Linked DNA regions of Homo sapiens: region 2 is linked to region 1. Evidence: chromatin loops called from intact Hi-C (ENCODE). Cell type or tissue: PC-3. All regions are shown on one strand. Each heading gives the region's core, and the rest is flanking DNA. Links, peaks and the distances in the headings are about the cores only. Region 1 has its middle 51 kb from the start of OGT. Region 2 overlaps OGT (O-linked N-acetylglucosamine (GlcNAc) transferase).

Region 1 (15,477 bases), core at 6,399-11,398:
GGTGAAACTACGTCTCTATTAAAAGTACAAAAATTAGCTGGGCGTGGTGTCGGGCGCCTGTAATCCCAGCTACTCAGGAGGCTGAGGTATGAGAATCGCTTGAAACCGGGAAGCAGAGGTTGTAGTGAGCCAAGATTGCACCACTGCACTCCAGTCTGGGTGACAAGAGCAAAACTCTGAAAAAAGAAAGAAAGAGAGAGAGAGAGAGCAAGCAAGCAAGCAAGAGTCCTCAAAGGATTTATGGGCCATGGTAAGGAGTTTGGACTTGATCGTGATTGACAATGCAGAATTTTACGCAGGTGAAGGATGTGATTAGATTTAGTTTGGTCGCAGAGAGATTAGCCCTGGTTTCAGAGTATGTATATATTTAATGTAGTGAATGTATTAGGGAAGGAGCCAGGCTTGGGGAAAAAGCACCTGTTATAAGACTATAAGGTGAGAGGTGATGAGTGCTTCAATTAAAGCAATGACTGGGTTGGAGAATATGGGCTAGATTTGGGAGATGTTTAGGAGGTAGACTCAACTGCATTTGGTGACTGACTATTATTGGCAGACAAGGAATAAGGAGGCATATAGGATTCATTCATCCAGTCAATAAATATAGTGTACCCACCATGCACCTGACACTGTTCTAGGCTCTGGCAGTATAGCATGGAAAACATGGATATAAATCCTATTCTCACGGAGCTTGCATTCCAGTGGAAAAGAACAGACAATAAACAAGTAAACACAAACTGTGAGAAGTAAAAGAAGGTGATGCATTGAAGTAATTGTGGCTGGGTTGGAGTAGAGGCCATCCTACTTTAGATAGGTAGACAGAGAAGGTGTCTAATAATGAGGTGGCATTTTAGCTGAGACTTGAAGATGAGAAAGAGCCATCCGTGCATTGAGCAAGGGGAAGATCATTCTAGGTAGAAGGAATAGTAAGATCAAAGGCTCTGAGGCAAAAAAGAGGTTGGTGTATTTGAGGAACTGAAATATTGCTAGAGTTTCTGGGAGTGTAATAGGCAAAGGGGAGAGTGGAATTCTTCCAGGTTTTTGTCTTAGGAAATCAGGGATGGGGGTGGGACATGATTGTGGAAGAACTTAAGGAATAGGTTTTGGGTTGAAGATGGTAATGAATTAAGTGTCAAATTTGGTGAATGAGATGTCTGGGAGACATCCAAGTGGAGATGTTCAGTAAGTAGCTGGAAATAGTGGAGCTCAGGAGAAAGGCTGGGTTGTTATGTCATTAGCTAATGGACAGAATGTAAAGTTACGGAGATGAGATCAGGCCCAAGGGGAGAACTTGGGAAAAGACCCAATGTTCAATGGGAGGGCAAAGGTAGAAGAAGCTAGAGGCGTCAGGCGCAGTGGCTCACGCCTGTAATCCCAGCACTTTGGGAGGCTGAGGCGGGCGGATCACGAGATCAGGAGTTTGAGACCAGCCTGGCCAATATGGTGAAACTCCGTCTCTACTAAAAATACAAAAAATTAGCCAGGCATGGTGGCGGGAGCCTGTAGTCCCAGTTACTCAGGAGGCTGAGGCAGGAGAATCACTTGAGCCCGGGAGGTAGAGGTTACAGTGAGCCGAGATCGTGCCACTGCACTCCAGCCTGGGTGACAGAGCGAGACTCCGTTTCAAAAAAAAAAAAAAAAGAAAAAGAAAAAGGATAAATCTAAATAAAAGATTTTCAAGACTTTTATGAAGAAAATAATGAAATTTTACTGAAAGATATTAAAGACTTAAATAAGTGGAGAGACAGTCTAGATTCATGAATAGCAAGACTCAATATAGTAAACATGTTGATATGGTTTGATGTTTGTCCTCTACAAGTCTCACGTTGAAAGGTGATCCCCAATGTTGGAAGTGAGGCATGGTGCGAGGTGTTTGGGTCATGGGGGCAGATCCCTCATGAATGGCTTAGCATCATCCCCTTGGTGATGAGTGAGTTCTCTATTAGTTCACTGAGATCTGGTTGTTTGAAAGAATGTGGCACCTCCCCCTTCTCTGTCTTGCTCCCGCTTTCACCATGTAACATGCTGGCTCCCCTTCAGCTTCTGCCATGATTGTAAGCTTCCTGAGACCTGCTCAGAAGCAGATGCCAGCACCACGCTTCCTGTACAGCCTACAGAGAACCGTGAGCCAATTAAACCTCTTTTCTTTATAAATTATCTAGCCTCACATATTTCTTTATAGTGACACAAACGGACTAACACAGATGAAAAGATATCTTAAATTGATCTATGAATTCCAAGGCAGTTTCATCAAAATTCCAATAAGGTTTTTCATAGAATTTGACAAAATGATTCGACACTTTATATGGAAGAGGAACTGACCAAAAATAACTAAGGAGACAAACAGGGTGAGGGAACTGGAACTTGCCCTTTCGGATATCAAGGCTTATTTTAGGCTGGGTGTGGTGGCTCATGCCTGTAATTTTAGCAGTTTGGGAAGGGGAGGTGGGAGGATTGCTTGAGTCCAGGGGTTCAAGATCAGCCTGGGCAACATGATGAAACCCCATCTCTACAAAAAACACATACAAAAAAATTTAGCCAGGCATGGTGGTACACGCCTGTGGTCCCAGCTACTTGAGAGGCTGAGGTTGGAGGATTGCTTGAGCCCAGGAGTTTGAGGTTGTAGTGAGCCATGATTATGCCACTGCACTCCAGCCTGGGCAACAGAGTGAGACCCTCTCTCTCTTTCTCTCTCCCTCAAAAAAAAAAAAAGACATTTTAAAGCAACAGTTAAGAGTTTGGGATTGGCACAGGAATAGGCAAATGTAGCAATGGAATAGAGTAGAGAACTTAGAAGCGGACCTGAACACATATGGAAACTTGGTAAATATCAAGGTAGCATTGCAGATTATTCAATAAACAGTGCTAGATCAGTTGGTTATCTATATAGGAAAAAAATGAAATGGGATCCCTACCTCGTACATCACGCAAAAATCAATCTAGATGGATAAAAGACTTAGATGTGCAAGGCAAAAATTTTAGACTTTTTTTTTTTTTGAGACTGAGTCTTGCTCTGTTGCCCAAGCTGGAGTGCAGTAGTGTAATCTTGGCTCCCTACAACCTCCACCTCCCAGGTTCAAGTGATTCTCCTGTCTCAGCCTCCCGAGTAGCTGGGATTACCGGTGCCTGCCACCATGCCTAGCTAATTTTTGTATTTTTAGTACAGATGGGATTTCACCATGTTGGCTAGGCTGGTCTTGAACTCCTGACCTCAAGTGATCTACCTGCCTCAGCCTCCCAAAGTGCTGGGATTACAGGCATGATCCACTGTGCCTGGCCAAAATTTTAGATCTTTTAGGAGAAATAAAAGATAATTTAAAAAATTTTTTTAATTTTAATTTTTTTTTTTGAGACAGAGTCTCACTCTGTCACCCAGGCTGCATTGCAATAGTGCAATCACAGCTCACTGCAGCCTCAACCTTCTGGGCCCAATTGATCCTCCCATCTCAGCCTCCTGAATAGCTGGGTCTACAGGCACATGACACCTGCCTGGCTAATTTTTGTACTTTTTATGGAGACAGGGTCTCACTATGTTGCCTAGGCCAGTCCCAAACTCCTGGCCTCAATCGATGCTCCTACCTCAGCCTTCCAAAGTGCTAAGTGCTGGGATCATAGGTGTGAGTCACTGTGCCCACTAAGAATATTTCTATAGCCTTGGTATACAAAAGGATTTCTTAGACAATAACATAAAGGGCAAATCATAAAATAAAATTTGGATGCATTTAACTGTGTTAAAAAATATAAACTTTTGAAGCCGGGCACGGTGGCATACGCCTGTAATTCCAGCACTTTGGGAGGCCGAGGCAGGTGGATCACTCGAGGTCAGGAGTTCGAGACCAGCCTGACCAACATGGTGAAACCCCATCTCTACTAAAAATACAAAAATTAGCTGGGCATGGTAGCACATACATGTAATCCCAGCTTCTCGGGAGGCTAAGGCAGGAGACTCACTTGAGCGCAGGAGGCAAAGGCTGCAGTGAGCCGAGATCACACCATTGCCCTCCAGCCTGGGTGATAGAGCAAGACTCTGTTTCTAAATAAATAAATAAACTTTTGTTCATCATAAGACATCATTTTAAAAGGTGATGGGCTGGCAGAAGATGTTTCCAATTCATATAACTGATAAAGAATAACTATCCTGGGCCAGGCATGGTGGCTGAGGCCGGCAGATCACCTGAGGTCAGGAGTTCGAGACTAGCCCAGCCAACATGGTGAAACCCTATCTCTACAAAAAATACAAAAAAATTAGCTGGGCGTGGTGGTGGGTGCCTGTAATCCCAGCTACTTGGGAGGCTGAGGCAGGAGAATTGCTTGAATTCGGGAGGTGGAGGTTGCAGTGAGCCAAGATCACGCCACTGCACTCCAGCCTGGGCAACAAGAGTGAACCCCCTTCTCAAAAAAAGAATAACTATCCTGGCCAACTGCGGTGGCTCATGCCTGTAATCTCAATGCTTTGGGGGCCGAGGTAGGAGGATCACTTGAGCCCAGGAGTTCGAGGCTGCAGTGAGCTATGATCATACCACTGCACTCCTCCAGCCTAGGTGATAGAGCAAGACCTTGTCTCAAACAAACAAACAAACAAACAAACAAAAACAAGAGAATCCTGGCCAAGTGCGATGGCTCACACCTGTAATCTCAGCATCCCAGAACTTTGACAGGCAGAGATGGGAGGATTGCTTGAGTCCACGAGTTTGAGACCAGACTGGGTAACATAGGGAGGTCTATCTTTAGCAAAAATTCTTTTTAAATTCTGAAAAAAAATATGTAAGACAATATATCGGTAAGAAAAAGACAAGCCATCCAATGAAAACTGACCAAAAAACATAAAGCAGCATTTCACAGAAGAGAAAACAGGAATAGCCAATAAACGTGAAAATGTTGGCCAGGCTGGTCTTGAACTCCTGACCTCAGGTGATCCGCCCGCCTTGGCCTCCCAAAGTGCTGGGATTACAGGCGTGAGCCACTGCACCTAGCTGACTTAATCAGCAATTCTACCCCTAGGTATATATGCTAGAAAAATTCTTGCACCACCGTACCAGAAGACATGTACAAGAATTCAAGAGTGTTAATAGCTGCACTGATCTTTATAGCAAAAAGTTGAAAATAGCTCAAATGTTCTTCAATAAGAGAATGGTTTAGTAAATTATGGTATTATTATAAAAGGGAAAACTATACATTGGTAAAAATACCTACAGATACAAATATCAACATAGATGAGTCCCACGAACATAATGTGGAAGGAAAGTTCAGAAAAATTCATATGATATGATTCTATGTATATAAGGTTCAAAAACACGGGTGAGAAAGCCATAAAGAAAAGTATAATTACTGGCCAGACATGATGGCTCATGCCTGTAATCCCAGCACTTTGGAAGGCCAAGGCAGGAGGATCACTTGAGGCCAGGAGTTCAAGATCAGCCTGGGCAATATGGCAAAGCCCAATTGCTACTAAAAATACAAAAATTAGCCGGGCGTGGTGGCGCATGCCTGCAGTCCTAGCTACTTGGGAGGCTGAGACAGGAGAATCTCTTGAACCCGGGAGGTGGAGGTTGCAGTGAACTGAGATCACGCCACTCCACTCCAGTCTGGGTGATGGAGTGAGACTCTGTCTCAAAAAATAAATAAACAAAAAGAAAAAAAAGTACAATTCCTAATAGCAGTTATATCTTGCAGGGAAGGAAAGGAATGCAATTCAGAAGGGTATCCAGAGAGCTTCAGAGGCTCTGGTAATGTTCTGGTTTGTAAGCTGATTGGTGGGCACTTAGATGTTCATTTTCTTATTCTTTAAATTATATATGAGATTTTTATCTACCATAAATGTCAGATATACTTTTGTATTTGTGATATATTTCATAAAAGTTTTTAAGCTGAAAAAAAAGTGACTGGAAGGTGAGAAAGCAGCTAGGCTATCAGGGGAAGGAGAATGATAGTAATAGCTAAAGGGAGAAATGGGATAACCAGAAAATTTTTAAAAGACCTATGAGGCCGGCTGTGGTGGCTCATGCCTGTAATCCCAGCACTTTGGGAGGCCCAGGTGGGAGGATCTCTTGAGCCCAGGAATTTTAGACCAGCCTGGGCAACATAGCGAGACCATGTCTCTGTGAAAAATCAAAAAATTATCTGGGCATGGTGGTGTGCACCTGCAGTCCTAGCTACTTGGGAGGCTGATGTGGGAGGATCACTTGAGCCCAGGAGTTTGAGGCTGCAGTGAACCATGACTGTATCACTGCACTCCAGCCTGGGCAACAGACTGAGACTGTCTCAAAAAACAAAACCAAAAACAAAACTAGCCAGACATGGTGGCATATACCTGTAGTCCCAGCTACTCGGGAGGCTGAGGCAAGAGGATCCCTTGAGCCCAGGAGTTTGAGGTTGCAGTGGGCTATGATCGCACCACTGCACCCCACCATGGATCCTGTCTCTTAAAAAAAGAGAAAGACTTATGAGCATGTTTACAGCCTTGATTCATTCAACAAACATTTATTGAATTCCCACTATGTACCCGGTAGTATGCTGGGCCTTGGGGTACAGAGATATATTTATTCAATTATGTAGTTACCCATTCTTCTAAAAGCCAGAAATAATTCATATATTCATTCAATAAATATTTATTAAGTGAATACTACGTACCAAGATTAATCTAAGTGCTGGAAATACAGCATTGAACAAAAGTCCTTTCATGGAGGTGGAGAGAGGCAATAAATATCTGTGAGGTGGTGATAAGTACTATAAAGAACACTAAAGTAATATAATGGTATAAAGAGAATGTGTATGTGTTAAGGAGGAGAGAGTTGCTATTTTAGATAAGGTGATCAGGAAAGGCCTTTCAGAGAAGGTGACATCTGAACAGAGAAATTAATGAAGTGAAGGAATAAATTATGTGGCTATCTGGGGGAAGATCATTCCAGGCAAAGAGAAAACACATGCAAGGGGTACTTAGGAGGCTATTGTAGTAATCTAGGCAGGAGATGATGGTGGCTTGGTTGAGGTTGATAGTAATGGAGATGGTGAAAAGTGTTTAGAGAAGGGACAGGATGGGCTGGGCGCGGTGGCTCACGCCTGTAATCCCAGCATTTTGGGAGGCCGAGGCGGGCGGATCACCTGAGGTCAGGAGTTCAAGACCAGCCTGGCCAACATGGCGAAACCCCATCTCTACTAAAAATACAAAAAGTAGCCAGACGTGGTGGTGCATGCCTGTGATCCCAGCTACTCGGGAGGCTGAGGCAGGAGAATCACTTGAACCCGGGAGGGGGAGGTTGCAGTGAGCCGAGATCGTGCCATTGCACTCCAGCCTGGGCAACAAGAGTGAAACTCCATCTCTCACACACACACATACACACACAAAAAGTAACCATTGGACTGATATTTGACAGATAAAAAGAGTTATTTAATTGTACAAATCATGAAGGCATTCCACAGAAAACCACATATCTATAGGTATGGATGCTTAAGAATATATTTCATAATGGATCTTTGATTTGGAATATCTGAGATAATGGTAGAAGATGCAGCTGGAAAGGAGACCAGAGTCAAATCTTGATGGAAACTATATGTCATTCCGTGAGGAATGGGCTCTACCCTGAAATTGATGTTTTTTGTTTTCGTTTTTGTTTTTTGAGACAGAGTCTCGCTCTGTTGCCCAGGCTGGAGTGCAGTGGCACGATCTCGGCTCACTGCAACCTCCGCCTCCCAGGTTCAAGTGATTCTCCTGCCTCAGCCTCCTGAGTAGCTGGGAATACAGGTGCATGCCACCATGCCCGGCTAATTTTTTGTATTTTTAGTAGAGGCGGGGTCTCACCGTGTTAGCCAGGATGGTCTCGATCTCCTGACCCCATGATCCGCCTGCCTCGGCCTCCCAAAGTGCTGGGATTACAGGCATGAGCCACTGCGCCCGGCCTATTGATGGGTTTTAAGTAGGAAAATGACATGATGCCATTTGTGTGGTTATAAGTAACAAAAAACTTGACTTAAATAAGTAGGTATTTGTTTTTCTCATATAAGAAGTCCAGAGATAGGTAGTTGTTGGCTTTGGTTCAAAGGCTTAGCAATGGCATCAAGAATTCAATCTCCATCTGTCTGCTTAACCCTCCTTAGCAGGTTGGCTTTCGGCCTTCGTGCTTGTTGCCTTATGATCACAGGATGGCTGCTTTAGTTCTAGTAATCACATTCATGTTTGGGGAAGGAAACTGGAGAAAGTAGTGGCACTATGGCTGTCCCTTATATCATGAAAGCACAAGCTTTCTCCCACTATCAACACACTTCCCTTTATCTCATGGCCAATACTGGACAATATGGCAACTTGCAGCTTTAAGGTTGTACAATTGTGAATCTCACAAATGGAAACAGGTTTAGACAAAGCATGATTCATATTGGGGTTGGGCATATTTCTTCCCTGCACATATATGGGTTATTTTGGCAAATAAGAAGTGGAGGGGGTGGCTCTTGAGTGGACAATTAACAACACAAGCATACCTCAGAGATATTGTGGGTTCAGTTCCAGACCACTGCAATAAAGTACATATCACAATAAAGTGAGTCACAGGGATTTTTTTGTTTCCCAGTGCATATAAGTTATGTTTACACTATATTGTAGTCTATTAAATGTGCAATAGCACGTCTAAAAATACTTTATCGCTAAAAAAATGCTAATGATCATCTGAGCCTTCAGTGAGTGGTAATATTTTTGCTGGTGGAGGGTCTTGGCTTGATATTGATGGCTGATGACTGATCAGGGTGGTGGTTGCTGAAGGTTGGGGTGGCTGTGGCAATATTTAAAAAGAAGACAGAAGTGAAATTTGCTGCATCAATTCACTCTTCCTTTCACAAAGGATTTCTCTGTAGCATGTGATGCTGTTTGACAGCATTTTACCCACAGTAGAACTTCTTTCAAAATGGGAGTCAATCCTCGCCAGCTCTGCCAGTGTGTTATCAACTAGGTTTATGTAATATTTTAAACGCTTGTTGTCATTTCCATATTGCTCATAGCATCTTCACCAGGAGTAGATTTCACCTCAAGAAGCACTTTTTTTTCCTCTTTTGAGACAGGGTCTCGCTCTGTCACCCAGGCTGGAGTGCAGTGTCATGATCATGGCTCATGCCACCTGGGCTCAAGTGATTCTCCCAACTCAGCCTCTCTAGCAGCTGGGACTATAAACATGTGCCACCATGACTGGCTTTTTTTTTTTTCTTTTCTTTTTTTTTTTTTTTTTGTAGAGATGGGGTCTCACTGTGTTGCCCAGGGTGATCTTGAACTCCTGGGCTCAAGTGATCTTCCTGCCTCAGCCTCCCAAAGTGCTGGGACTACAGGTGTGAGCCACCACGCCTGGCCAAGAAACCACTTTTCTTTGCTCATCCATAAGAAGCAACTACTCATCCATTCAAATTTTACTATGAGATTATAGCAATTCAGCCACATCTTCAGGATTCACTTCTAATTCCAGTTCTCTTGCTATTTCCATAACATCTTTTTTTTTTTTTCCCTTTGAAAAAAATTAACTGGGCGTGGTGGTCCCAGCTACTCAGGAGGCGGAGGTGGGAGGATCCCCTGAGAGCAGGAGGTTGAGGCTGCAGTGAGCCGTGATTGTGCCACTGCACTCCAGCCTGGGTAACAGAGTGAGACTCTGTCTCAAACAAACAAACAAACAAATAAATAAATACATAAATAAAGAGCTGTGTGGCTCTTCCTTTCACTTGGACACTTAGAGGTGGATAAGGGAAACCTCGGATAAAGGGGACTACTGTATTTTCCAACTTGCTTTTTACACATAATATATTGTGAACATCTCTCTCTCTCTCTCTCTCTCTCTCTCTCTCTCTCTCTCTATATATATATATATATATATATACACACACATCCCTCATTATTTTTTTTCTTCTGCAGTGACTTGGAACCCATTTTTTAATTGAAAATTTTATTGAGATATTTATAAGAAATAATAGAGATTCCTTGTACACTTTGCCTAGTTTCTCCCAATGGCAACATTTTGCAAATATCACAACCAGGATATTGACATTGATATGATTCACCAATCTTTATTCAGGTTTCCCCAGTTTGCCTCATTCTTTTCTTTTTCTTTTTTCTTTTATTTTTTGTAGAAATGAGGTCTCACTATGTTGCTGAGGCCAGTCTCAATCTCCTGGCATCAAGTGATCCTTTGGCCTCAGCCTCCCAAAGTGCTGGGATTATAGGCGTGAGCCAGCACATCCAGCCCTCATTCTTTTAAAACATCCTATGGATAGACATTTAATTTTCCAATTTTTTGCTTTAACAATGTTTGAGTCTCCTGGACTCTATTGAGTTCCACTTAATCTTTTTCTTTCTGGACCACTATAATATTAATTACTATGCATTTAATTGTATCTGGTGGGTCAAATTACTTTTTTTTTTTTTTGAGACGGGGTCTTGCTCTGTCACCCAAGCTGGAGTGCAGTGGTGTGATCTCAGCTCACTGCAGCCTCCGACTCCCGGGTTCAAGTGATTCTCCTGCCTCAGCCTCCCAAGTAACTGAGATTACAAGTGCCTGCCACCACACCCAGATAATTTTTGTATTTTCAGTAGAGACAGGTTTCACCATATTGGCCAGGCTGGTCTCGAACTCCTGACCTCAGGTGATCCGCCTGCCTTGGCTTTCCAAAGTGCTGGGATTACAGGTGTGAGCCACCGCGCCTGGCCAAAATTAACTTATTATTCATCCTTTAAGTGTTTTATTTGGCTACTGAGGTAGACTGCTAGTCCCCAGTGATCCCCAACTCCTGGTATTTATGCTTTTGTATAAGTCCCTCCTCTTGTGTGTGGGCTGGGCCCGATGATATAACAAATGGAATACAGTAAAGGTGATGGAGCTATTACTTGCAAGACTAGGTTACAAAAGACCATGACTTCTGTCTTGCTGGTATGCTCTTGCTTTCTTTTGCTTGCTTCAAGGTGATGAACTTCAATACCCTGATGAAACCAGCTGCTGTGTTGTTGTGAGCTCCCCTGTGGAGAAGCCAACATGTCAAGGAACTGAGACCCTCAGTCCAACAGTCCACAAGGTACTTTATACCCTGCTAACAACCACAAAGTGAATGTGGAAGTAGATCTTGCTCCAGTTGAACCTTGACATGAATTCAGTCCTGGCCAACACTTTGACTGCAACCTTGTGAGAAACCCTGAACTGTAAGACTATCTAAGCAGTGCCTGGATTCCTGATCCATGGAAACAGTGAGGTCAATGCATGGTTTTGGTTTAACTTTTGATTTTGAAATAACTGTAAATTCACAGACAAATGTAAATAAGTAGTATGGAGATCCCAATACTTTTCACCGAGCTTCCCCAAATGGTAACATCTTGCATAGCTATAGTACATTATTGGTCCCTGTTTTCAATTCATTTGAATATATACCTAGGCGTGGAATTACGGAGTCATATTGTAATTCTATGTTTGACTTTTTGAGGAGCTGCCAAGCTGTCTTCCACAGTGACTGCATTATTTTCCACTCCCACCAGCAATGTATAAGGGCTCTGATTTCCTCACAATCCCACCAACACTTGCTGCTTTCTATGTGTGCACGTGCAGGCGTATGTTTTATAATAGCCTTCCTAATGAGTGTGAAGTGGCATCTCATTGTGGTTTAGATTTGCATTTTTCTCATGACTAGTGATGTTGAGCATCTTTTCATGTGCTTATTGGTCATTTGTATATTCTCTTTGGAGAAGTGTCTGTTCAAATCCTTTGTTCATTTTTAGATTTGGTTGTTTGTTGTTGTTGTCGAGTTGTAGGAATTATTTATATATTCTGGATATTAATGCCTTATCAGATATATGATTTGCAAATATTTCTTCAATCCTATAGGTTGCCTTTTTACTCTGTTGCTATTGTTGTTTAATGCACAAAATTTTTAATTTTGATGAAGTTCAATTGACTTAGTTTTCTTTTGTTACCTGTACTTTTGAGTCATATCCAAGAACTCATTGCCAAATCCAAGGTCATTAATATTTCCCCCTACGTTTTTTCTTTTTATTTATTTATTATTTATTTATTTATTTATTTTTGAGACAGAATCTTGCGTTGTCACCCAGGCTGGAGTGCAGTCGTGTAATCTCTGCTCACTGCACCCTCCACCTCCTGGGTTCAAGCGATTCTCGTGCCTCAGCCTCTCGTGTAGCTGGGTGGCGTGATCATGGCTCGCTGCAGCTTTGACCTTTCGGGCTCAGGTGATTCTCCCACCTCAGCCTGCTGAGTGGCTGAAACTACAGGCATCCCGCTAATTTTTTGATTTTCTGTAGAGGCGCGAAATCTATGTTTCTATGTTGCCCAGGCTGGCCTGGAACTCCTGGGCTCAAAAGATCCCTTCTGCCTCGGCCTCCCAAAGTGCTGGGATTATAGGCATGAGCCACTGTGCTCTGCCTAAAATTATTTTTTTTAATTTGTTTTAGACACAGGATCTTGCTCTGTCACCCACGCTGGGGTGCAGTGGCCTGGTCATAGCTCACTGCAGCACCAACTCCTGGGCTCAAGCAATCCTCCCACCCCAGTCCCAGTAGCTGGGACTACAGGTGCACACCACCACGCCTGGCTATCTTTTTTTTTTTTTTTTTCTGTAGAGACAGGGGTCTCACCATGTTTCCCAGGCAGGTCTCTCAAGAGACCCTCCTGCCTTAGCCTTCCAAAGTGCTGGGATTACCGGCGTGAGCCATCAAGCTTGGCTGGAAATTTTTGATTACTGGTTCAGTCTCTTTACTTGCTGTAAGTCTAGTCAGATTTCCTATTTTTCTTGACTCGGTTTTGGTAGTTTGTGTTTCTAGGAATTTGGTCATTTTATCTAGGTTATCCAATAATTATAGTCTCTTATAATCCTTCTTATTTCTGTAACGTTGGTAGTAATGTTTCCTCTTTCATTTCTGATTTTAGTAATTTGAGCCTTTTTTTCTTAGTCAATCTAGTTAAAGTTCTGTCAATTTTGTTGATCTTGGAATCTCTGTATTATTAGTCTACTTTCTATTTTTGTTTATCTCCTCTCTAATCTTTATTATTTTCTTCTTGGGTTTAGTTTGCTCTTCTTGGTGGTATAATTTTCTTCATAATTACTGTACTTGGAGTATGTTGTGATTCTTGGACCTGTGTTTATGGTATTCATCACATTTGGAAAAATTTCAGCCTTTTTTTTTTTTATCCACCCCTCTTCCTTCAGGGACTCCCATCACATGTATAGAAGGCTGCTTGGGATTGCCCCCCAGCTCATTGATGATCTGTTCTTTCTTTCCGTCTTTTTTTCTCTATGCTTCATTCCAATAGTTTCTATTATTATGCCTTCAAGTTCACTAATCTTTTTTTCTGTAGTACCTAATTTGCTGTTAGTCCCATCTAATGTATGTATTTTTTTTTTTTTTTTTTTTTTTGAGACGGAGTTTCGCTCTTGTCACCTAGGCTGGAGTGCAGTGGCGCGACCTTGGCTCACTGCAAGCTCTGCCTACTGGGTTCAAACGATTCTCCTGCCTTGGCCTCCCGAGTAGCTGGGATTACAGGTGCCCACCACCACACCCAGCTAATTTTTGTATTTTTAGTAGAGACCAGTTTCACCATCTTGGCCAGGCTGGTCTGAAACTCCTGACCTCTGGTGATCCAACTGCCTTGGCCTCCCAAAGTGCTGGAATTACAGGCGTGAGCCACCGCACCTGGCCTCATCTAAAATATTTTTTAAAAACTTAGACATTGCCTTTTTTATCTCTAGAAGTTTATCTTTTTAAATATCTCCTGTATCTCTACTTAACATGCTCAATTTTTCCTCCACCATCTGGAATGTGGTTATAATAACCATTTATTATCCTTGTCTATTAACTTTATCACCTATGTCATCTCTGGTCAGTTCCTATTGATTTTTCTCCTCATGGTGGATTACATTTTCCTGCTTCTTTGCTTGCCTGTTAATTTTCTATTGGAGGCCAGACATTAAAAATTTTACCTTGTTAGGTGCTGGGTATTTCTGTACTACTGTAAATATGTGTAAGCTTTGTTCTGGGAAGTTAAGTTATTTGGAAACAGTTTGACCTTTTTAAATGCTTGCTTTTAAGCTCTTGTTTGTTTAGTTGATTTTTAAGCCAGGATCAAAAAGTAGCCTTTTAATCTAGGACTAGATTTGTTGCTCTACTGGGGAAGTATTCTACCCAGTGTTTTATGAAGTTTTCCCACCCACAATCAGGCTGGTGGGAACACAAACTATTCTGGTCCCTGTGTGATCTTTGAGTATTTTTCTCTCTAATCCCTTCAGGTGGTTCTTCCCTTAGCTTTAGGTGGTTTCTTTTTTTTTTTTTTTTTTTTTTGAGACGGAGTCTCAGTCTTTTGCCCAGGGTGGAGTGCAGTGGCATGATCTCGGCTCACTGCAACCTCCACCTCCCGGGTTCAAGCGATTCTCCTGCCTTGGCCTCCCGAGTAGCTGGGACTACAGTTGTGCGCCACCACACCCAGATCATTTTTGTATTTTTTAGTAGAGATGGGGTTTCACCATATTGGCCAGGCTGGTCTCGAACTCCTGACCTCATGATCCACCCACCTCAGCCTCCCAAAGTGCTGGTAGGTAGTTTCTTTGTGGGCATGCACTGACCAATCCCCAGCTGAAGACTTAAGAGACATCCTCTGCAGATCTCCAGAGCTTTCTCTCTGTGCAGCTATCTTTTCTCCAGTTTTCTGTCCAGTGAACTTTAGCTACCTTGGCCTCCTAGTCTTCCAAGTCTTTCTTCTTAGCTCAGAGAGACTGCTAGGCTCTGCCTATGTTCCTCCTCTCTGCACTGTGGCCTAGAAACTTTCTCCAGGCAGTATGCTAGGGCACTCATACGACTCATCTTGTGCTGGACACGGTGGCTCACACCTGTAATCCCAGCACTTTGGGAGGCCGAGGCAGGTGGATCACCTGAGGTCAGGAGTTCGAGACCAGCCTGGCCAACATGGTGAAACCCTATCTCTACTAAAAATACAAAAATTAGCCAGGCATGGTTGTGCACGCCTGTGATCCTAGCTACTCAGGAGGCTGAGGCAGGAGAATCGCTTGAACCTGGGAGATGGAGGTTGCAGTGAGCCGAGATCGCACCACTGCACTCCAGCCTGAGCAACAGAGCAAGACTCTGTCTGAAAAAAAAAAAAAAACACACACAAAAAATTCATCTAGTTTGTTTCTCTCCTTTCTTTTGTCACTATCATATGCCGCCTGATGTCCAGTGTCTGGAAACCATTGTTTTATATAGTCTGTCCCTTTTGTTGCTATTGTTTTAGGCAGTAGGGTGAATTACTCAATCTTGGCCAAATGTAGAAGTCCCTCTGCCTCTTTGTGATACTGGGGTTTAAGATGTCAGAGGTCAGGTTTTTCTGGTCAGTGAGAGTGTGGCCCTGAGAGAGGGGGCTGAAATGGAATAGAAAATAAAGTTCCTGGAGTGAAGGCAGAATAAGAAATGTAAGGCTAGGCTGGGCGCGGTGGCTCATGCCTGTAATCCTGGCACTTTGGGAG
Region 2 (15,477 bases), core at 5,656-10,655, 76 kb after region 1:
AGATGCTAACTCATGGTTTTATTTTGCATTTCCTTGATGATTAGTGATGTTGAGCATATTTTTTATATATCTGCTTGCCATTTGTTTTTTTTGTTTTGTTTTGTTTTGTTTTTTTGAGATGAGGTCCTGCTCTGTTGCCCAGGCTGGAGTGCAGTGGCGCCATAATAGCTCACTGCAACCTCGAACTCCTGGGCTCAAGTGATCCTCCCACCTTGGTCTCCCCAAGTGATAGGATTACAGACATGAGCCACTGTGTCTGGCCTGTACCTCTTCTTTTGAGAAATGTCTGTTTAGATCCTTTGCCCGTATTTTAATGGGCGTATTTGCTACTGAGTTGAGCTTCTTAACCCTTTATCAGTTGTATAGTTTGCAAATGCTTTCTCCTAATCCGGGGTTGCCTATTCACTCTGTGTAATTGTTTCCTTTACTGTGCAGAAGCTTTTTAGTTTGATGCAATCTCATTGCATATTTTTGCTTTTGTTATCTGTGCTTTATGCTAAGTGAAATAAACCAGGCACAGAAAGTAGATACTGTATTATGTCACCTATTTGTGGAATCTAAAAAAGTTGATTTCATAGAAACAGAGAGTAGAAGGGTGGTGAGGCTTGGGGGGGTGGAGGAGGGATGGGGAAAAGGGAGATATTGATCAAAGTTTCAGTTAGACTGGAGGAATAAGTTTTAGTGATCTGTAGTACTGCATGGTGACCACAGTTGTTAATAATGTATATTTCAAAATTGCAAAAAGAATAGGTTTTTAATGTCCTCAACCACAAAAAAATAAGTTAGTGAGGTGATGGCTATGTTAATTAGCTTGGTTGACTCTTTCTAAAATGTATACGTGGATCAAACCATCACATTGTATGCCATAAATATACACAATTATATATCAACTTTAAATTTAAAAATTAAAAGAATAAAGCATATGTCTTCCCTCTCCTGTATGAACTAGACCATAGAGTAACCCAATAGTTGATGGGGGAAGCTTTTCTTTATAAAAGCATTCTAGCTAATAAGTGAAGAAGGAATGATAGAATATCACCATTAATAGTGAAAGCATTTATTAGGCCGGGCTTGGTGGCTCACGCCTGTAATCCCAGCACTTCGGGAGGCCATGGCAGGTGGATCACCTGAGGTCAGGAGTTCGAGACCAGCCTGGCCAACATGGCAAAACCCCATCTCTACTAAAAATACAAAAATTAGCCAGGCATGGTAGCAGGAGCCTGTAATCCCAGCTACTCAGGAGGCGGAGGCAGGAGAATCTCTTGAACCTGGGAGGTGGAGGTTGCAGTGAGCTGAGATTGCACCATTGCATTCCAGCCTGGGCGACAGAGCAAGACTCCATCTCAAAAAATAAAAAAAAAGTTAAAGCATTTATCAGTGACAAAAACGAGATACAATCAGGTATTAAGTACCTTGTGGTAAACAATTTCACCAGTGAAGTAGTCTTGCACAAAGAGAAAAGAACACAAACCTAATTAAGCTTCTGGTTCTACCTACCAATTTACAGGAGATATACACGGGACAGGAAACATGTTAAAGGACACCATAGGGATGCAGTCAGCAAAATTCAAACTTTGGGAAGCTGACCTTCTTACTTCAACAAATTGTAATAAAAATGGAGATTTAAATTAAACTTTTAGGCCGGGTGCGGTAGCTCACCCCTGTAATCTCAGCACTTTGGGAGGCTGAGGCGAGTGGATCACTTGAGGTCAGGAGTTCGAGACCAGCCTGGCCAACATGGTGCAACCCCATCTCTACTCAAAATACAAAAGAAAAAAAAAACAGCTGGGTGCGGTGCGGTGGCGTGTGCCTGTAATCCCAGCTACTTAGGAGGCTGAGGCAGGAGAATTGCCTGAACCCGGGAGGAGGAGGAGGTTGCGGTGAGCCAAGATCGTGCCACTGCACTCCAGCCTGGGCGACAGAGTGAGTGACACTCCGTCTCCAAAAATAAATAATGAGTGACACTCCGTCTCCAAAAATAAATAAATAAACACACAAACTTTTAAAGGATTAAAAGAAACTCAGAGAGGCACATTGACAAATTATATCTGTCTTATTTGGATCCTGACTCAGTTAATGAGAAATTGGAGCACTGAATGGATTTTTTTTTTTTTTTTTTTGAGACAGGGTCTCACTTGATCGCCCAGGCTGAAGTGCAGTGGTGTGATCTTGGCTCACTGCAACCTTCACCTCCCAGGCTCAAGGGATTCACTTGCCTCAGCCTCCGGAGTAGGTGGGACTACAGGCGTGCGCCATCATGCCCGGCTAGCTTTTTGTATTTTTAGTGGAGACAGGGCTTTGCCATGTTCCCAGGTCTTGAACTCCTGAGCTCAGGCAGTCTGCCTGCCTCGGCCTCTCAAAGTGCTAGGATTACAGGCATGAGCCACCACGCCCAGCTGATATTTAATATGAAGGAATTGCTGTCTTTTTTTTTTTTTTTTCTGTTAGGTATGATAATGGTATTGTGGTTAGGTTGGGAGGAAAAAGCATTCTTGTGTTGTCCCTGAGATACATATTGAAGTATTTTTGAATGGAATATGTCTGGGCTTTGCTTCAAAATGATCTGCGAAGAGGGGGAGTAAGTTGGAGTATAGATTAAATAAGATCAAACATGATATATGAATTGTTGAAAATGGATAATGGAGACTTGGACGTAATGTTCCTCTGCTTTTGTATATGTTTAAACATTTCTATTATAAAGTTTAAAAGTTCTTGGGGTGGACATCTATCACTATAGACAATCTAAATTAAATGCATCATGCCGTGTTTACTACAGAGTTGTCATCTAAGTGAAGATGAAGTGTTCTTTCTTTATTTTTTTTTGAGACAGAGTCTCGCTCTGTCGCCCAGGCTGGAGTGCAGTGGCACGATCTCAGCTCACTGCAGCTTCCGCCTCCCAGGTTCAAGCAATTCTCCTGCCTCGGCCTCCTGAGTAGCTGGGATTACAGGCGTGAGCCACCATGCCCGGCTAATTTTTTGTATTTTTTAGTAGAGACGGGGTTTCGCCATGTTGGCCAGGGTGGTCTTGAACTCCGGGCCTCAAGTGATCTGCCCGCCTTGGCCTCCCAAAGTGCTGGGATTACAGGCATGAGCCACCGCGCCCAGCAGATGAAGTGTTCTTTATCAGTCTTTAATAAACATACAATTACTCAGTGTCTTAATCAAATACCTTTTCGGTGTGTGTGTTTTTTTTTGTTTTTGTTTTTTGTTTTTGGAGACACAGTCTTGCTCTGTTGCCCAGGCTGGAGTGCAGTGGCGCAATCTTGGCTCACTGTAACCTCTGCCTCTCGGGTTCAAGCCATTCTCATGCCTCAGCCTCTCGAGTAGCTGGGACTACAGTTGCACATCACCATGCCCAGGTAATTTTTGTATTTTTAGTAGAGATGGGGTTTCACCATGTTGGCCAGGCTGGTCTTGAACTCCTGACCTCAAGTGGTCCGACCTCGGCCTCCCAAAGTACTGGGATTACATGTGTGAGCCACTGCACCTGGCCGGTGTTTTGATTGAAGTTTGCATTTACCATGCTGTAGGAGTATCTTTCTTGATCAGTGTTTCTCTTCCTTGGTTATACATGAGGAGCTTATAAAAGATCTGAATATCCTGACCCTATCTTCAGAGGGTCTGATTTAACTGGCCTGTGATAGAGCCTCGGTACCTTTTCTAGGAGGTAAATTCTTAATATATTGCCAAGGTTGAGAATCACTGCTCTAGACAACATGACAGCTATTTGGATGACACCGTGTAATGGTTAGTATTTCCTTGAAGTATTGTATCTTACTGTGTATACAGCTCTAATTGCATGTCTTAATAAGGTCTTGCTGAGCATGTAGTTTGTATGCATACAACTGAGGTATATATTTACCTTTTCAGTAAGAGTTTGCTGCCTCTTTTGCCACTATTTTTCAGAAGAGTTAGACTGGTTAATTGTGAATAAAATAGGGCCAATCATTAGAAGTGTTCAGTTTAATGAAATTGGAGCAGGCCCAATATTTAATTTTTCTCTTCAGGACCCATTTTGCTCATGAGAACATGAGGCATGAGAAGTTATTTTGATAATGTTGAGGTTTGTAAAAATAATGAGAAGACACTAAATAAATAATTGGTTTATTAAAATGAAATGTAATTGAAAGTCTGCAAGGACCTTGGAGTAAAAAAATTGTAATTGGGAAGTTGATCTGGTGAAATCCTAACTTGCTCTGAGTAACTAACTGTCTTGAAATTTTTAGGCTGTCACCCTTGACCCAAACTTTCTGGATGCTTATATCAATTTAGGAAATGTCTTGAAAGAGGCACGCATTTTTGACAGGTGAGAGAATGTTCTGTTTAATAAATTTTCTTGAATCTTTGTTGTATTGACACTTGACAGTTTGGACCGAAATGATGACAATAGTCCATTGAAGCATATTTGCCTTTTCTAGCACGTTGTTCTCTGCCCATGTCCTGTGTTGCCTTTTATTTATAGATGTTGTTCGTTGCCTGACTTTTTGTTGTTGGCTTTCCTCAAAGCCGTTATCCTTCTCATTGGGAGTTTAGTTGAAATTTTTTTATTGTTAAAATGGTTGAAATGATTCTTTCTTAGACTAAATTATTCCTTTGACCTGATTTTAGAAAGCAAAGTAAATCCAGACTTTTAAATTTTTTGTTGTTGTCAAAGGAAAGCCTATTTTTTATGTGGGAGTAGAAAACTTCCCAGTGTAAAGACACATTTTATAAAGGTGTGATTTTGGTTTGAGGTTAAAATATAATACAGCATGAATTATGTAATTAATTACAATTACTTGATATATTTTGATATAGTACAGCTTGAATGAGTTGTAACAAACCATCCATTAAGCATGAGTTACATTTTGTGTGTGTGTGTGTGTGTGTGTGTGTGTGTGTGTGTGTGTGTGTTTATTTACAGAGCTGTGGCAGCTTATCTTCGTGCCCTAAGTTTGAGTCCAAATCACGCAGTGGTGCACGGCAACCTGGCTTGTGTATACTATGAGCAAGGCCTGATAGATCTGGCAATAGACACCTACAGGCGGGCTATCGAACTACAACCACATTTCCCTGATGCTTACTGCAACCTAGCCAATGCTCTCAAAGAGAAGGGCAGTGTAAGGATTTTTACTCATTCTATTTGTTATCTGGTAGGATTAAGAGTCTTTTCTGGCCAGGTGTGGTGGCTCACACTTGTAATGCCAGCACTTCGGGAGGCCGAGATCAGAGGATTGCTTGAGCTTAGGGTTTCGAGACCAGCCTAGGCAACATGACGAAACCCTGTCTCTACAAGAAATACAAAAATTAGCCGGGCATGGTGGCACACACCTGTAGTCCCAGCTCCTTGGGAGGCCGAGGTGGGAGGATCGATTGAGTCCTGGGAGGTTGAGGCTGCAGTGGGCCATGATTGTGCCACAGCACTCCAGCCTGGGCAACAGAGCACGAGACTCTGTCTCAAAAAAATCACAAAAACCAAAAAACAGCAAAAAAGGAAAGTCTTTTGTACAAGTATTGAGATGGTATATTGGTTTACTTTAGAGTTTTGGTTGAGGGTAAGAATACCAAAAAATATCAATTTTCTGTAGCATTACCAGCCATTAGGCTTAATTAAACAATTATTAGAACAGTATCAGTGGAGGCTTTATGATTCTGTACAGTTTTTGAAGACTTTGTTTTGTTTTCTAGGTTGCTGAAGCAGAAGATTGTTATAATACAGCTCTCCGTCTGTGTCCCACCCATGCAGACTCTCTGAATAACCTAGCCAATATCAAACGAGAACAGGGAAACATTGAAGAGGCAGTTCGCTTGTATCGTAAAGCATTAGAAGTATGTGAGGGTGGTGTAGCTGGGCATTTAGCATGATAGTAGAGGGAAAGCAGTTAAGTTTACCATCATCCACCTCTTTTGTAAAAATAGTGGTTGAATCATTTACAAGAGGATTATTCATTGAAGTAACAATTGAGTACCTAAGGTATGATGTGAGGCCCTATGTGACATTCCAGAAAATCCCTGCATTCAGAGTTCATTATTCTGTGGATAAGATCTGTACAAAAAAATTAAACATTAACCCACAGTTCAAGAGAAGTTACTTATAAGTATATAATCTTAGTGCCTGATGGCTGTATGGTAGTGGTTAGTAGATGTGGTAGGAGTTTAGCAGAGAGAGATTTCAGTGGTGTTGGAGTGGTCAGGATAAACTAAGAGGAGAAGAGGTGTACCTCATTATGTTTGAAACAAGAAGAGGTATAAAATAGAGGAAGAGGTAGAATTTGAGAATGAATAGACTTGGAAAAAGTAGAGACAAATTTAGGGGTTTAAATGTACTTGAGCAAAGTTCTTAAGGTTGTGGTGAATTATTACTGCTGCTTTAGCAATTTTTTTAACCTCAGTTCTGATCTTGACTCTTTATAGGTCTTCCCAGAGTTTGCTGCTGCCCATTCAAATTTAGCAAGTGTACTGCAGCAGCAGGGAAAACTGCAGGAAGCTCTGATGCATTATAAGGAGGCTATTCGGTAAGAGACACTAACAGCCTTATTTTTAAAATTATTTTTAATTTTAAAATGTTTGACATTCGGCACATTGCAGATGCTAAAATGGCTTTAAATAACAACGGAATAAGTTAGCATTACAGTGGGTTAAAGATTTTTGTATTGGAGAAATAAAACCTTTGGCTTCTCTTTTAGAATCAGTCCTACCTTTGCTGATGCCTACTCTAATATGGGAAACACTCTAAAGGAGATGCAGGATGTTCAGGGAGCCTTGCAGTGTTATACGCGTGCCATCCAAATTAATCCTGCATTTGCAGATGCACATAGCAATCTGGCTTCCATTCATAAGGTACTACTGTTTATTATAATATGTGCAGTTTAACACCTAAAATTTAACTTTTGGAAATTTTTTACCATCCTGCTTTATTTATTTTCCAGGATTCAGGGAATATTCCAGAAGCCATAGCTTCTTACCGCACGGCTCTGAAACTTAAGCCTGATTTTCCTGATGCTTATTGTAACTTGGCTCATTGCCTGCAGGTAAAGAATAACAGGCCAGTAATTGGCTCTCAGTGTTGTAATAGCTTTTTAATTGTTGTATGCCATAAGAATCCAAGCCTGACTGGAAATAGTATTTTTAATAGGCTATCTGACATTACTTTAGGCCAAAGACATATCAAATATTAAATCCTGGGATAGGACTTTCTGGATAATAACTTGTTTTTGCTTTCTCTAGATTGTCTGTGATTGGACAGACTATGATGAGCGAATGAAGAAGTTGGTCAGTATTGTGGCTGACCAGTTAGAGAAGAATAGGTTGCCTTCTGTGCATCCTCATCATAGTATGCTATATCCTCTTTCTCATGGCTTCAGGAAGGCTATTGCTGAGAGGCACGGCAACCTGTGCTTAGATAAGGTGTGATTCTTTTGTTTTAATCTTTTTGTTGTAAACTAAAACACAAATACAGAAAACTGTAAAAATCAAATCTGTGGCTTAATGAACGATTATAAAGTGAACACCACCCAAGTCGAGAAATAAAACTTTTGTGGGCCACTTCAGAACCCCTTCCATTGTGTCCTGAGTATAACCCCCTGCACTTCATAAGACGGAATCCTTAACTCCTTCACTTAAACACTAATGATAGACTGATGGTACTTTTCTTTAAGTTGAAAGCCATAATTTTTTTTTCTTTTATCTTTTTTTTCTTTTTTTTTTGAGACGGGGTCTTGCTCTGTCGCCCAGGCTGGAGTGCAGCGGTGTGATCATGGCTTACTGCAGCCTTGACCTCCCCGAGCTTAGGTGATCCTCCCACCTCAGCCTCCTGAGTAGCTGGGACTACAGGCGCATGCCACCACACCTAATTTTGTGTTTTTTGTAGAGATGGGGTTTTGCTATGTTGCCCAAGCTGGTCTTGAACCTCTGGGCTCAAGTGATCTGCCCACCTCGCCCGGCCAAAGTGCTGGGATTACGGGTGTGAGCCACCGCGCCTGGCCAGCCATCATGTTTAATGGAGTGCTTGGTATTTTGTATTCACCTTTGAGAATTAGAGCAGTACTTGATCAAGGATTGGATCAAAGGTTGGATAATAGATTGGAGTGCTAGGTGTACTTTTTTTTTTTTTTTGAGACATAGTGTCTCTGTCATCCAGACTGCAGTGCAGTGGTGCCATCTCAGCTCATTGCAACCTCTGTCTCCCAGGTTAAAGTGATGCTCGTGCCTTAGCTTCCCGAGGAGCTAGGATTACAGGCGTGTGCCACCACGCCTGGCTAATTTTTGTATTTTTAGTAGAGATAGGGCTTTGCCATGCTAGGCTGGTCTCGAAATCCTGACCTCAGGTGATCCACCTGCCTCAGCCTCCCAAAGTGCTGGGATTACAGGCATGAGCCACTGCCCCCAGCCATAATTTTGTTTTTAGAAAATGTTTCCCTATAGAATTTTCTAAAATGCGGGAGGAAACCATGCTCTGTCCATACTGCTTCATACCTACAAGTGTTAGATTTGCTCGTACTTTTTTTTTTTTTTTTTTTTTTTTTTGAGACAGGGTCTTGCTCTGTTGCCCAGGCTGGAGTGCAGTGGCACAACCTTGGCTTACTGCAACCTCCACCTCCCAGGTTTGGGCGATTCTCCCACCTCAGCCTCCCAGGTAGCTGGGACTACAAGCATGTGCCACCACGCCCAGCTAATTTTTTTTTTTTTTTTTTTTTTAGTAGAGATTGGATTTCACTGTGTTGGCCAGGCTGGTCTCGAACTCCTGACCTCAAGCGATCCACCTCCTTGGCTTCCCAGAGCGCTGGGATTTGCTCATGCTTTATAGATCTCAGGAGCAGGTCAAAGTATGAAGCATATTACATAAAGTGCTGAGGTTGCATCTCTCTGGCAATATTAACTAAATGCTCTGGGCAGACCTTTTTCAACAGGTGTGAGGTATAGGTTTGGTGTGTTTTTCGTCAGTTTTCCTAGATGAAAATTTATGTAGATTTTACTAACAAGCATTGGATTCTGTTGATAGATTAATGTTCTTCATAAACCACCATATGAACATCCAAAAGACTTGAAGCTCAGTGATGGTCGGCTGCGTGTAGGATATGTGAGTTCCGACTTTGGGAATCATCCTACTTCTCACCTTATGCAGTCTATTCCAGGCATGCACAATCCTGATAAATTTGAGGTAAGACTAGTGTTTCTCTAGAATCACTATTTGTTTAAAAAAGAAAAAACCCACAATGTTGGCTTGTCACCATGAGGCATGGAAACCTAGTGTCTTTTGGAAAGATTTGAGCCAGAAAGATTTGAGCCAATGTTATTAAATATGCCATGTGCTGCCTTTCAGGTGTTCTGTTATGCCCTGAGCCCAGACGATGGCACAAACTTCCGAGTGAAGGTGATGGCAGAAGCCAATCATTTCATTGATCTTTCTCAGGTAGATGAAACTCTCATACTTTAACTTTTTATTTTGAGCAAGTTTAAATAAAACTATTAGCATATAGTTTATTTTTGATGATAAGTATTAAATGCTGTAGTACCACATATAGGCAATTGTGTTGATCTTATTTCCTTGATCATTTGTGTTAATCAGCATGGCTTTTTCCGAGGTTGCAAATGAAACTGAAATGTGTTATGCTTGTGCTTGGACATACAACTTTTCTGGAGATTGAGCCAGCACTTGTGACAGAAGATACTTAATAAATATTGACAAAATGGTGACTTGGGAGAAGAATAAATAGGTCTTTTAAAGAAAATAGGGCCGGGTGTGGTGACTCATGCCTGTAATCCCAGCACTTTGGGAGGTCGAGGCGGGCAGATCATGAGGTCAGGAGATGAGACCATCTTGACTAACATGGTGAAACCCCGTCTCTACTAAAATACAAAAAATTAGCTGGGTGTGGTGGTGCATTCCTGTAATCCCCGCTACTTGGGAGGCTGAGGCAGGGGAATCGCTTGAACCCGGGAGGCGGAGGTTGCAGTAAGCTGAGATCGCACCACTGCACTCCAGCCTGGCAAGAGCAAGACTCTGTCTCAAAAAAAAAAAAAAAAAAAGAAAAAATAGATGAACTATGGTTCATCAGTTTCCATGGGCCTTTGCCTTTGGTTATCTTTATTTCTGTACTTGTTCTATTGTTGTATCCTCTAGGAGAGTAAGTTTTATGATAAATTAAGATTGAAACCTATGGGGGAATTAATTTGCTGAGTATGTAGGCTACAGTGTTTTCTTTGTAGACTCTATTAGCCACTTTGACTAATAGAGATAATATACTCTTTATATGTGTGTGTACACACATGTATGTATGTACATACACATGCAGGTATGATATGTATGCATATATGTATAAATATACATGTGTATGTGTATATATATATGAATCACTGAAGTCCTAGCAGAAAGGTTTTGAGACTTCTCATTTAATAAATAGTATGTACTAACAAATTTTGCAGTATAGCTGTTGCTTCAAAAGTATACCTGGCCATTTTTGATACACAGTTGGACTCTTTGTGACCAAGAAGCATACCTCTTTCTACCTCTGAGACCTTTAGGGACTCACTGCTGATTGATTGCAGTCTAAACTCTTCAGCATAGCTTTTGTAACCTTTCTCTGTTTGCCACAACTTTGTCAATACTTTAACTCACCATTCAACATCTTGTATACCCTATACTAAATAGAAGTGAATTACTCACCCTTTTTTTTTTTGAGATGGAGTTTTGCTCTTGTCGCCCAGGGTGGAATGCAGTGGCACGATCTCGGCTCACTGCAATCTTTGCCTCCCAGGTTCAAGCGATTCTCTTGCCTCAGCCTCCCGAGTAGCTGGGATTACAGGCGCCTGCCACCACACCCGGCTAATTTTTGTATTTTTAGTAGAGACGGGGTCTCACCACATTGGCCAGGCTGGTCTCGAACTCCTGACCTCAGGTGATCCACCTGCCTCGGCCTCCCAAAGGGCTGGGATTACAGATGTGAGCCACCATGCCCGGCCTACTCACCATTTTCTAAACTCCCTCACACTTTACTCTAGTTCTTCATTCATACTGTTCTCTACTGAGATTGTATTCTGTTAAACTCCTTCAAACTCCTATTCGTCTTTGAAGACCTATTTTCAAATACCAATTCTAGGCTGGGTGCTGTGGCTCACGTGTATAATCCTTTGGGAGGCTGAGGTGGAAGGATTGCTTGAGACCATCATGGGCAACATAGTGAGACCCCATCCCTACCAAAAAAAAAAAAAAGATTACAAATTTCAAATACCAATTTCTCTGTGATATGTTGTTATTCATACATTCAATCCAGAAGTGAACTCTCCTTCCTTTGTGTTCTGTTTCTTTAATGCTTTGGGCCCATTTTAATGACAGTCAACCATATTTGTGCCCGAATTAATGTAGTTAATTTGTGTTCTTACCTCTTTTCCATCTGGGAATCTGAATTATGTTAAATGCCATTAAAACTAAATGCCATTAAAACTAAATGTCATTAAAACTAATTGATCTGAGATTATACATAGTGAGTTCTTATTTTGTATTCTGTAGATTCCATGCAATGGAAAAGCAGCTGATCGCATCCATCAGGATGGAATTCATATCCTTGTAAATATGAATGGCTATACTAAGGGCGCTCGAAATGAGCTTTTTGCTCTCAGGCCAGCTCCTATTCAGGTAAACAAATTAACAGTCATCACTTATAACATGTATTTGGCTAAGAATACAGTGAGGTGCTGCTTTTCCTCCCTCTGGTTAACTGATATTTGAAACTGTAGGGCAGACATACTTTTAATTTTTTTAAGTTGTTGAAATGCACAGGACAAAAAGAGTGTAGAGCACAGTGCTTATAGGTACATGTATATAGAGACATGCAATTCATGGTTGGCTATGAACAGTTACTCTGTCTTGCAAATTTGAAGAACATTTTAGCATTTTGAAAGTTAGTCTGAAATACAGGCCGGGTATGGTGGCTCACGCCTGTAATCCCAGCACTTTGGGATGCTTAGGCAGGAGGATCTCTTGAAACCAGGAGTTTGAGTCCTGCCTGGGCAACAAAGCAAAACACCCTATCTCTACAAAAAATTAAAAAATTAGCCAGAGTGGTGGTGTGCCTCTGTGATCCCAGCTATTTGGGAGGCTAAGGTGGAAGGATTGCTTAAGCTTAGGAGTTTGAGGCTGCAGTGAACTATCACTATGCCACTGCACTCCAGCCCAGGTGACAGAGTAAGAGTCTCTCTTATAGAACTGCTTCATTGCTTTCGGCTAAAGAAGTCAGCCTTGCTGTGCGTGTGGCAAGTGCCTGTAATCCTGGCTACTCTGGAGGCTGAGGCAGAAGGATTGCTTGAGCCCAGGAGTTTGAGGCTGTAGTGATCTACGATTGCACCACTGTATTCCAGCCTAGGGAACAGAGTGAGATCCTGTCTCTAAAAAAGAGTTAGACCTCCTTGTTTATTTACTTATTTAATTTTGGCACCTTTAGGTTCTTTTTTTAAAAACCACTTTATTGAGGTACAGTTGACATACAAAAAGTTGTACATATTTAATGTATGTGACTTGATGAATTTAGAGGTAAGTGTACTGATAAAAGTTCTTAATCAGTTTTTGATCTGATTTTTTTAAGGCAATGTGGCTGGGATACCCTGGGACGAGTGGTGCGCTTTTCATGGATTATATTATCACTGATCAGGAAACTTCGCCAGCTGAAGTTGCTGAGCAGTATTCCGAGAAATTGGCTTATATGCCCCACACTTTTTTTATTGGTGATCATGCTAATATGTTCCCTCACCTGAAGGTAGGTATGAAACAGTGCTATGGACGAATTTCAAAGAACTGTAGCTTTTTATTTCCTTGCTATTGTCTATGTAAATCCTAAAAGACATGTCTGAAACTATTTTTTCCATTAGAAAAAAGCAGTCATCGATTTTAAGTCCAATGGGCACATTTATGACAATCGGATAGTTCTGAATGGCATCGACCTCAAAGCATTTCTTGATAGTCTACCAGATGTGAAAATTGTCAAGGTCAGAACCTAGTCAGTATTGTCATTGAAATAAAGTTAACTGCATTCACGATCTTTTCCCTAATGATGCATTTTTTTTTCAGATGAAGTGTCCTGATGGAGGAGACAATGCAGATAGCAGTAACACAGCTCTTAATATGCCTGTTATTCCTATGAATACTATTGCAGAAGCAGTTATTGAAATGATTAACCGAGGACAGATTCAAATAACAATTAATGGATTCAGTATTAGCAATGGACTGGCAACTACTCAGGTGAGAAGATAATAATACACCATTATATGTCCCGCCAAGTATGCATTTATTTCCCTTAACCTCATGATAACTCTAGGAGGCAAGTATCATTATCACCATTTTTATGGATGAGGAAATGAGTTTAGTGGAAACGTGCATCTTATATAGGTGTGTCTGATTTTAAAAGTCTCCTGGATTCAGCCAGCAGATTATTACTTACTGAGAAACTGCTGTGTTAATATCTTGTTATTCCCTGCCTGTGGCTTTACTCTCTTACATGATGAACTATGTGTAGATTCCATACAGTTTCTTGCTTCTGTAAACCCATCCTTTCCCTAGCTAAATCCTACTCAAACGTTCAGTTCAGACAGCTCTTCCAGGAATCCATTTCCGTACTTACCGCTAACGTCTCCATCCCTACTTCATTGGTACCTGTCTTTTATACCTCTGTAATGTTTGGAATATATCATTACATACAGCACAACAGATGATAATTCCCTGTGTTTGTATCCTCTACTGAATTGAATTACTGAGCCCATGTCTTAATCACAGTAATGTAGTATGTACTCAATAAATAATATATTGCATGCTTAAATAAGTAGCTCTATCAAGAGAGTGTAAGGCAAAGATCTCTGACCTCTAGAGGTCATAGATGTCCTTGCACACCTGGAATAGTTATATAACAATGTAAGGCAGTACTCAAATGTGTGAGAATTACAAGATGAAACTAATTATGTATGTAGAAGCTCAGAAACGGTGAGGATCAATGTGAAGAGAGACACTCTTGGGAGAAGAGACCATTTGGAGGAGTAATTTAGCCTTGAAGAGTAGATGTGATTTAGAAAAGGACATTTCATTCATGAAGAAAAGAGTGATCAAAAGCTGTTGGAACGTTAATAGGATTTTGAGACCTTTTTTGGTTAGAGCAAGAAGTTTCATAGTGCAGTCTCCCCCAACTTAAGATAATGCTGCAACGGTTTGCCTTTTCTTAAACTTCATATATCATGAATATTTTCTCATGGTTCAGTGACTTTTAATGGTTATACCATTTTGGATCTTATGGATTGAAATATTGGACTCCTTTTGCCTTTAAATATAACCATCATTTTTTTCTTGTTCTAGATCAACAATAAGGCTGCAACTGGAGAGGAGGTTCCCCGTACCATTATTGTAACCACCCGTTCTCAGTACGGGTTACCAGAAGATGCCATCGTATACTGTAACTTTAATCAGTTGTATAAAATTGACCCTTCTACTTTGCAGATGTGGGCAAACGTGAGTATGCAAGTATGTTAGAGACTAATAAAGATTTTGTATCTAGAGCTTCTTGCTGAAGATGGTCCTTCCACTCCCATTTAGGAGCTGTTCTGCTCATTTCTTTTTAAAATTTTTTTTTGGCTGGGTGCAGTGGCTCACGCCTGTAATCCCAGCACTTTGGGAGGCTGATGCGGGTGGATCACCTGAGGTCAGGAGCTTGAGACCAGCCTGACCAACATTGCAAAACCCCGTCTCTATTAAAAATACCAAAAAATTAGCCGGACATGGTGGTAGGCACCTGTAATCCCAGCTACTCGGGAGGCTGAGACAGGAGAATCACTTGAACCCGGGAGGTGGAGGTTGCAGTGAGCCAAGATCGTGCCATTGCACTCCAGACTGGGCAACAAGAGCAAACCTCCATCTCAAAAAAATTTTTTTTAAAAATACTTTTTAAAAAATTTATTTTATTTATTTACATGTGACTCAACTGGGTTATGCCCTTTTTTTAAAAAACAGAATCTCACTCTGTTGTTCGGGCTGCAGTGTAGTGGTGTGATCTTGGCTCATGGCAACCTTTGCATCCCAGGTTCGAGTTATTCTTGTGCCTCAGCCTTCCAAGTAGCTGGGATTACAGGCATGTGCCACCATGTCTGGGTAATTTTTTTTTGTATTTTTAGTAGACGGGGTTTCACCATGTTGGCTAGGCTGGCCTCCAACTCCTGGCCTCAAGAGATCTGCCCGCCTTGGCCTCCCAAAATGCTAGGATGACATGTGTGAGCCACCGCACCTGGCCTTGTGCTCATTTATAATCTTCAAGAGATGTAGATTTTTCAGGCATTTTTGGTTTCTCCTTCCAGTGTCTAAATATGACATTGTGAACCTTTTAAATTTACATATTCAAAGCATTCTTCTGTCTAAAGGGTCAGCAAACTTTTTCTTAAAGGGCCAGATGGTAAATATTTTCAGTTTTGTGGTCCATGCTGTTTCACGTCTACTCAGCTTTGCCGTTGTAGCACGAAAATAACCAT

Evidence for each region. Peaks named below come from ENCODE experiments on the same cell type or tissue, not always from the same donor. Only the 100,000 strongest peaks of a DNase experiment are listed, where the experiment ranks them.
Region 2: a loop joins it to region 1, with 6 times the contacts of the local background. A loop is called at or near these places in 4 of 110 quality-filtered maps.

What each region holds. Positions count from the first base shown.
Region 1 is chrX:71,473,963-71,489,439 of GRCh38, forward strand. It overlaps a transcript of TAF1 not described here. Among named protein-coding and RNA genes, the nearest start is that of OGT, 51 kb to the right of the region's middle. In PC-3, for the core only: no CTCF peak of the experiment used is centred there; a DNase peak (open chromatin) is centred at 8,419; H3K27ac peaks cover 866 bases.
Region 2 is chrX:71,550,287-71,565,763 of GRCh38, forward strand. It overlaps OGT (O-linked N-acetylglucosamine (GlcNAc) transferase), which reads left to right. Exons shown (of 22, transcript NM_181672.3): 6 at 4,227-4,306; 7 at 4,904-5,099; 8 at 5,668-5,808; 9 at 6,394-6,494; 10 at 6,666-6,819; 11 at 6,909-7,010; 12 at 7,207-7,386; 13 at 8,981-9,139; 14 at 9,302-9,391; 15 at 11,489-11,614; 16 at 12,561-12,731; 17 at 12,844-12,960; 18 at 13,043-13,213; 19 at 14,315-14,467. Among named protein-coding and RNA genes, the nearest start is that of GCNA, 20 kb to the right of the region's middle. In PC-3, for the core only: no CTCF peak of the experiment used is centred there; no DNase peak of the experiment used is centred there; H3K4me3 peaks cover 711 bases; H3K27ac peaks cover 1,643 bases.